2 separate regions of the Homo sapiens genome follow, and region 1 is linked to region 2. A link is an interaction called in ENCODE POLR2A ChIA-PET data of the cell type or tissue named here. Cell type or tissue: MCF 10A. All regions are shown on one strand.

The links. Peaks named below come from ENCODE experiments on the same cell type or tissue, not always from the same donor. Only the 100,000 strongest peaks of a DNase experiment are listed, where the experiment ranks them.
Region 1: POLR2A ChIA-PET joins it to region 2 with 6 read pairs; 3 of 35 experiments call an interaction of 5 or more read pairs at or near these places.

Annotation. Positions count from the first base shown.
Region 1 is chr1:162,371,468-162,375,467 of GRCh38, forward strand. SPATA46 (spermatogenesis associated 46) reads right to left here. Exons shown (of 3, transcript NM_182581.4): 2 at 3,823-3,936; 3 at 1,736-3,149. The coding sequence ends at 2,581. Among named protein-coding and RNA genes, the nearest start is that of SPATA46, 3.4 kb to the right of the region's middle. In MCF 10A, no CTCF peak of the experiment used is centred here; a DNase peak (open chromatin) is centred at 2,494.
Region 2 is chr1:162,283,688-162,287,687 of GRCh38, forward strand. It overlaps NOS1AP (nitric oxide synthase 1 adaptor protein), which reads left to right. Exons shown (of 10, transcript NM_014697.3): 3 at 3,657-3,749. Among named protein-coding and RNA genes, the nearest start is that of MIR556, 57 kb to the right of the region's middle. In MCF 10A, no CTCF peak of the experiment used is centred here; a DNase peak (open chromatin) is centred at 1,664.

The DNA.
Region 1 (4,000 bases), 88 kb after region 2:
CCTGGGCAACATGGGGAAAGACCGTTACTAAAAAAAAAAAAACATAAAAATTAGCCACGCATGGTGGTGAGTGGCTGTGGTCCAAGCTACTTGGGAGGCTGAGGTGGGAGGATGGCTTCAGCCTGGGAGGCGGAGGTTGCAGTGAGCCGAGATCATGCCACTGCACGCTCCAGCCTTGATGATAGAGCGAGACCCTGTCTCAAGGAAAAGAAAAAAAAAAAGATTATACTATTTCACGGACTTCATGACTAAATGCCTGAAATATGTAGTTGGTAGAAGTCTGAATAGGCCCATTCCAGAAATGTTCATACTGGGGACAAAACTGGCTCCTCCTCATACCTACCTCGGCGGGGATCATGGTATCACTATGACACAGCTCAGCACAGAAGTCCTGATTCATGGGAATGTAGGCTTCCCTGCAAGGAGTACAAATGAAAGGGCAGAGGAGCCTGGTAAAGGAGGGAGTGTTTGAGGAATGAGGAGCTGTGGGATCACACAGAACAGACTTTAGAAAAGCCAGGTCACTTTGGCTGGAACTTTTAGCCATTTTGCAGGCAGAGGATGTGTTAGGCCTGATGGCTTCGTCAGGCCCAGGCTAGAGAGAAAGTTGAAAAGGTTAGATCAACTGGGTTCACATGCTCTCTGTTCTTTTCTGGCTAAGTGAACTGAACTGAGTTTTGTATTCTCATCTCGAAAATGGGGATAGTATAAACCACACAAAGCTACTATGGAAAGTAAATGAGATTGTATTTTAAAAGCACCCAGTAGAGAGTGCCTGGCAGTGACCCAGGGTACAGAACAATTTCCCTTTTAGGGAGCTTCCTTCTGCCTGCACCTGTGCTGCTCAGTACAGTGCTGGGTGCTCTTTCCTGCTCTGCTAAAACTTAGCTCTGTACTGAGAAAATTCCTGGGGTTACATTGATACAACATTAAATGTGGAATGTGAAAAACGCCCTGTCTTTAGGGAGAAGACACTAACCACGAGCACCTGGCAGGCGGGATGGGCACGTGCCATGGCACCTGGGCTCAGTCCCTGGCCTGCTTGTTTTCCTTCTCGTGATATGTTCTATGCCTGTTGTACAGATGCCATAGAGAAGGGAGCATGGGGTTGGCAAAGGACAGAGACAACAGTAGCTCGGAGTGAGGATTAAAAAGATTGCCCAGAGCCACTCATCTGCCCTTTCAGGGCACAGGGTCCTGGGAGTGATGTCAGGGCTGCCTGGAGACCTCTGCACACTGGACTGGATAGGTTGTGACCTTGTCCTGGATCCCAGCCCAGCTGGAGCCTGGCAGTCAATTGGACTTTGGGATGCAGGCTGGGTGGGGTTGGGGACAGAATGGGGTGAGAAGCATGGCTCGAGGGCACAGGGCCGCAGTGGTCTCACAGCACATGATGCGATGGGGATCGAGCCCAGCCTCCCTCCCACTCTGTGGGGAACGACCACAAATGAGGTTTTAGCAGCACACTGATAAGCAGAGCAGCTCTGCTAAGCCACAGATAAGACTCTGGAGGAAAAGCCTTTGGGAGGTGAGGGAGGACCCTCCACACCACCTGCTGGCCAAGCCCTGAGGGAGGCAAAGACCAGGGCGGGGGTTTGTGCCAGGGTCCCTGCAAGGCAGTGCCCACTGCAGTGGAGGGGCTACTGAGTCATCAGGGTGATAAAGCAAGAGGTAAATGAGGCCTGAAAGGATGACCAGCAAGCATTTGGTGCTTTTTAAAAACCACATTACAGTCAAGATAGATGTCTCTGCTGCATCCCTGATGCTTATCCATCTTTCTGGGTCAGATGGACCAGGAGGTTCACTCAGAAATGGAGGCAGAGTCAGGGCTGCCCACTGGACACATTACTTGGTAACAGGAAGCAATAGGTTCCCATGTTTACCTGCCTATTTTCACCTGGCTCAAAGCAGCCAAGAAAAGACGTCTCCTGGGTCAAAACTGATTCTATTCTGCCCCAGCACTGGATGGCTGTTCTAAGTGAATGATGGTAGTGCCTGAGAGCTCAGTCCCGGGTGAGCTCAGCCCCATCTGCCTCTTACCTGCCTTATACTCAGAGGCATATTTTCCTCCACATTCCCCCCTCAGAAGATCTACCGTCAAAGAAGCCTTTAAAACTGCAGAGATTCTTCCCCATGCAAATAGGAAAGGGCATCCAGCCCCTTCTTCCCAGGGTGGGGCAAGGACTGACCACATAGGGACCAAGCAGAGGCCAGAATCCTAGAGCAGTGCTTCTCACAGCTGAGCTGCATCAGAGTCACCTGGAGGGCTGGTTAGGACATAGACCGCCAGCCCCAGACCCATAGTTTCTGATTCAGTAGGTCTGAGGAGGGCCTGAGAGTTCCCAGGGGTTGCTGGTACTGCCAGCTGGGCACCTTTGAGAACCTCTATCTTAGATGATTTTCCCAAACTTCAAGTATTGTCTTTATTTTTAAAAGAGAGAAAGGGGAGGGTGTGTGCCTGGTGTTGCTAGGCAACCATTAGCCAAAGGTGATGAGAGCCGGGTTCTGGGAAGGACAGCAGGCTGTGCGGGGTGACCTCAGACTGGACAGAAGGCTGTGACTAACTTTATTGGCATCTCTCTAGAGACATAAGTAGGCTTCACCGCCAATTTGCCTAAGGTGTTCAGCAGGACTATTGAAGGCCTGGCAGCTGCCGGAGGAGAGCCTGTCTCCCAGCCGGGCCTTCTGCTCCTTGCTCCAGAGGGCTTTGAGCTTGCGGTAGTACACCTTGCAGCTGAAGCCCTCCCTGAAGCCCCTCTTGATGTGGCTCTTGAGGAAGTCCAGGGTGGGGTACATGCGGCAGCAGGCCACGCACTTGTAGCCATTCTGCTGTGCTGGGTGCCACCTGGAAGCCATTAGGATGTCCTGGGATGTGATGGAGTCCAGGCCATGCCTGGATTTCTTGGTGGCTTCTCGAGGGCAAGTGTTCTCTGGGGAGGAAGAGGACGAACAGATGTTCTCAGCCATGTCCTCAGAAAGGCAGTTGTCCCACTTGCCCTCATCCTGCTGCACCTCTGGGAAGTCATAGGCCTCCAGCTGGCTCTCTTTGTCTGCACACACGAAGTAGCTGTAGGGGGAGAACCAGGGCCGGTAGATAGTGCAGTTCCGCCTCAGCTTCTCTCCGTGCTGGGTATCCCCCAAGCTGCAGTCTGCAAAGGAAAGGACCAGGTCTGAGTCTCTGGCAGGGAGCAGTGGAGCCAAGGATGCTGGAGCAGAAAGGTAAGAAGGCAAACATCAGGCATGACCTCGGTTACCTCCACCCCACCACGATTGCAGTTCTGAGAGCAGACGCAAGACAGTGGTAAGAGCAGCCGAGGGCATTCCTTCTCACTGCATTCTTTTTCTAGGGGTACAAAGGGCCGTTGGATCTTGGGGCAGGAGAGGCTGCTTTTAGTTGGTAAGCCTTGGTATTTGTCGAGGCCTTCCCCTCCTGGAGACACCATGTCCACTGACTCCTCTAAGGATAGACACAGACAGGTGACCCAGCGGATAGCCAAACCGGCGGCCTCCCACAGTCCCTCTTTTCGCCACCCATGGCTGTGACCCTTTTTTCAGCCTCACTGCTCATCTTGATCCCTCCACGGCCCACTCAGCCAGAAACTGCTCTTGCACACCAGTTTCAGAGACAGGAGAGGGGAGGCAAGGCGAGAGCCCCAGGCCTGTGGGTGTCTACCAAAGGAAGAAGGGCCAGATAGGAGGCTGCAGGTGACAAGACCGCGCATGGGGGTCCAGCTTCCAGACACCTCTGCTTCCTTAGGGAAGCAGCCCCTTTTCATCCTTAGCCTCTCACACATTCCCGCCCAGAGTCAGAGAAGTCCTCACCTGGTGAGAGCGCTGTGTTCTGTATCCCTTGCCTGACAATGATGCTTTGGTACTGGGGTGGCAGGGCCTGAGCTGGGCTGGATGCCTCAGTGGGTACTGCTGTCTTTGCAATGTCTGGGTTATAGAAGAAACACTGGTGAGCTGAGCAAGGTTGGGATTCCACTTTCTGGGACTCCCC
Region 2 (4,000 bases):
AAGGCTCTATTTGTGAAACCCCAGACACTTTCCCCTGGCCTTTCCAGTCTGCAGGTGGTGTTCCAGGACTTGCATTGTTTTGTTCCCTGAAAGGTCAAGTCCTGTAGGGCTTCATCTGTCCAGGCTGGTGGGGCTCTGGCTGGCAAAGCAAATGCATCAGATCAGCCTGGCCATATTCAGGGAGGGCCAGGCCCGTTGGCACAGACTGCAGGGCTGGCATGGGCTTTGTGGGAGGCTGGTCTGAGCCACAGACGGTGGCACCAGCAGTCTTGTTTGTTCTTCAGCCCCTGGCAAAGCCTGAGCAGATTGGATTCCTGTCCTGTGGAACACAGATGCTTCCTCCAGAGCTCACCTGCCCAGGCAGTGCTCCACCTTGGAGCAGCACCGTCAGTTTGGGAAAAAGGAGGATTTGTCCCTGAGAGCCCCTTCTCTTCTCCATTCTTGTGGTTACTCCATTATCTCTCCTCTGTCCAAATTCATTTTCTCACCCCTCAGTGAACACAATAACATGTTGTCCAAGCAAAGCATAATTGCCATATAAACAAATGGCTTAATGATAATAAATATTCAAGCATTTTCAGATACTTGATTTCCTTTTATTTTCCTAGTTTCCAACATAATTGCAAGTTAATTTTAATTTTTCTATTGGAAAGGGTATGGGACATCTGACCAGCAGGCAGGTGGGGAAGATGCAGAGTGTGTCCAACCCAAGAGTCCTTATAAATAGCACTCAGGCAGTTCTGGCAGCCGTGATGGAACCTGGAGGCCTATTTCCTGCCTCTCTTGTCCATCTTCATTTTGAAGGACTCCAGAGCATTCCACCAGCTATTGTAAGGAGCACCTGTGTTGTCACCATCATTGAGGTTTTGGGAGAAATCATTTGGTCATGCTTTTTCATGCAGTGACTGTGCCCACAGACCCTGTAAGAGCCATTGGGAACTATGTGCATGGTGATTGAATTAGAGACCTGTTTCCAGTTCTAAAGAGAAAGTTCAGTTGCACTTTTGAGTTCTTAAGACGAAGGTATTAAAAGGCATGGCCAAGCCTGCCAAAATACTAACTGTAGAAATAGATAAGGTTTCAGATACACAAGCAAGGAGCTGGCTGGGTGCCTCTTGCTATGCTCGGGTAAGAAATCATGATTAATAAAGGCCACAGAGAGAGTGAAACCAACAGGGAGGTGGACAAAGCAAGAAAGAGAGATATGGTCAACTACAACATTCTTCCAGAAATATAAGACATTTAAGGTTATGGCATAGCAGGCAATATGTTCTCTAAAACCAGGACTGGGGAGAATGATGTAGTGTTTTGCAGAGGTAGGTACTTGATATTTCTGCTTTGATTTTATTGTTAGAAAAGAGAAGTATATGGGGCATATGAAAGTGATATACTGTAAGAGACCAAAGAACAATAAAAGAGTTGAGGTCCAACCTGTCTAGGGTAGGTTTTGCCCTCTTCTGGGTGTTTCTGGGACTCTTCAGCCTTTAACTTCCACCTGAGTGCATCAGACACACTCTTCTGTACTCCTTTGGCCGGCAGGAGCAGCCTGATTTTAGTGACTCGTTCAGAAGGGAGGTGCAGCTGGAAGGTTGTGTTTATTAAAGCCCAAGTGACTGGAGGTAAATGCAGGTGTGGTCAGGAAATGTAGCTGGTTCACCTCTCAGTAGGCACAAGGCCAAAGTCAGCCGACTTGCAGATTGTAATGCCGGTTCTCCCACCCAGAGGTTATTTGAGTTCATCCAGCACTGCAGCTGAGCAGAATGCTGCAGTCAGGGTGACACAATGCAAACTGGAGCCATGTCCTCAAGTGCATGCCAATCAAACCAACTTTAACCTTCGCTGGTTTGTGGCTGCTGACCTAGAGAGGAATTTGTTATATGGCTGAGGTCCTGTCCTACCTAAGCCAGACTCCAGTGCAAAAAAAAAATCCTGTCAGATGCGCCTCTTCTTCTCTGTCTCCATCTCCCTCTCTGCCTCCCGTTTCCCCTTTACTCTTTACTGTTAGTTGGCCTGGGGTTCCTGGGCTGAAGTGGAGTTTCCTCCTGTCTCCGTGTGTTTGCTGCTCTGGTTTGCTCTTCTTCCAGGGCCCCTTGGTAAAAGAAGAGCTGCTGACAGGGTAGAGTGGAGGTGGGGAAGTGACCACCAGACTGGGAGTGATGTAGGTTGTGGTCATCAATGATGTAGGTTGCTGTCACCAGGACACTCAAATCAGCTGTGACCAGAGCCTGCAATGACAACGTGAAGAAGGATCTCTTACCTCAGTTAGTGAGGTCCTATTCTTGTAGAGACAAGAATGTTTCTTGTGGAAACAGATAGCCAAGAAGTATCAACAATAACTCTGTACAGTGGAATAGAAGATCTGAGATTTTAGTGAAAAGGATAGACTCAGGACAGTAGGAAGCTCTGAGTTGAGTTTGTAACATCAGAATATTAAAAGGCACAGTGAAGAGAAGGTTCTGGATTTCTAATGAGATTTCCAAAGTAGGCTATGTTTTTATCTCATTAGGATGGATTAAGTTCATGCCTATCAATGCTAACTGTAGAAATAATTAGGTTTCAGATGCACTGTCAAGGTGTTAGGTGCCTTTTTCCAGGCTTGAGTGGCAACATGGTAGGAGAAGGTCTTGAGTATAAAAGGTCCCGGAGAAGGGATGTGGGTGGGCTTTGGGTCTTGTGTATCTTAATTTTTAATCTGTAGCCCAGATGTTTGATTGGAGAGCTTGCAAGTGAAGTTTGCTAGGCGGTGATAGTAAGATGGGAATCAGATGAAAATGGTTTTAATAAACTGGAGAAGTGCTCAAAATGAAGTTCACTGAGGAAAATGTAGAATTATACCACCAGTTATGAATAGCTACACAAGTGTTAAGAGATGGCTATGAATGAACAAATGTACCAGAAAGAGCTGAGATTGAGGATGACGCCAACATCCATCAGCAGTATGGGTCTGTGGTTGGAGCATCCCTGTCTAGAACTACAAATAAGAGTTCAAAACACAGGGGTTGTCACTATATACCCCATGAATATGTACAATTATTTGTCAATTAAAAATATAATTAAATAAAACTTAACAAATACATGGTTTTTGAGGCCATATCTTTTCTAGATGTGCCAAAATCTTCAGGCTAGCAGGGCTGTGGGTAGACTTGTAGACTGACTCACAGATAAAGGAAATTTGAAATTGAACTTTTAGAGAGTAATTGAGAATTCATAATTATCTTTCAGTGTGTAAAAAACCCTGATGTGAAGATTGGTTCCAGCTGTTAGTCTTTGCTGAGGATGGAATGTAGTTTCTGTAGCCTTTGATGAGACACTAGGAATACTTGCCTGACCGTGGAAGTCATTAAATGATAGAATGAGTTATTGAGGGAAGGTTCTGATTTTTTATGGGATATTCCAAATAGGCTATGTTTTCATCTCATGAGGGTAGCTAGCTGATGGCTGAGAAGTGGTATAGACTATTCAGAGTCCCGTTTCTAACCCAGAGATTGCCTGAGACATCCACCTGCTTTTACATCCCCCGAGGTGCTCCCTGCCCCCAGGAGCTATTCCCCACACCTGTCTGGGGACCTTTTTTCCAGGCATGGGCTAGCTGGGTCTGTATAGATGCACTGATCTCATCAGATTGCACTTTCTTTTTGTTTTCTTCTTTCTTGCAGTATGAGTTTAAAGCCAAGAACATCAAGAAGAAGAAAGTGAGCATTATGGTTTCAGTGGATGGAGTGAAAGTGATTCTGAAGAAGAAGAAAAAGGTAAGTGGCTCTGAACCAGAATCTGAGGTGAAGAGGAAAGCAGGGGAGGTAGGCATGGGGTACCTTCTTCTTCTGGGCCCACCTCCAGAGAGAATCCCTCCCTTATCTGGCAAGCTCTTCTGCTTTGAGCAGCAATGGTGCTGACAGGCTGCAGCAGAGTGTAGGGCGAGGCGAGGCCAAAGGCCTAGTCACCAGTTGGCTCAGTCAGTCCTGGTACCCCAGGTGATGGGAGTCACCTCCTGTCATCCATG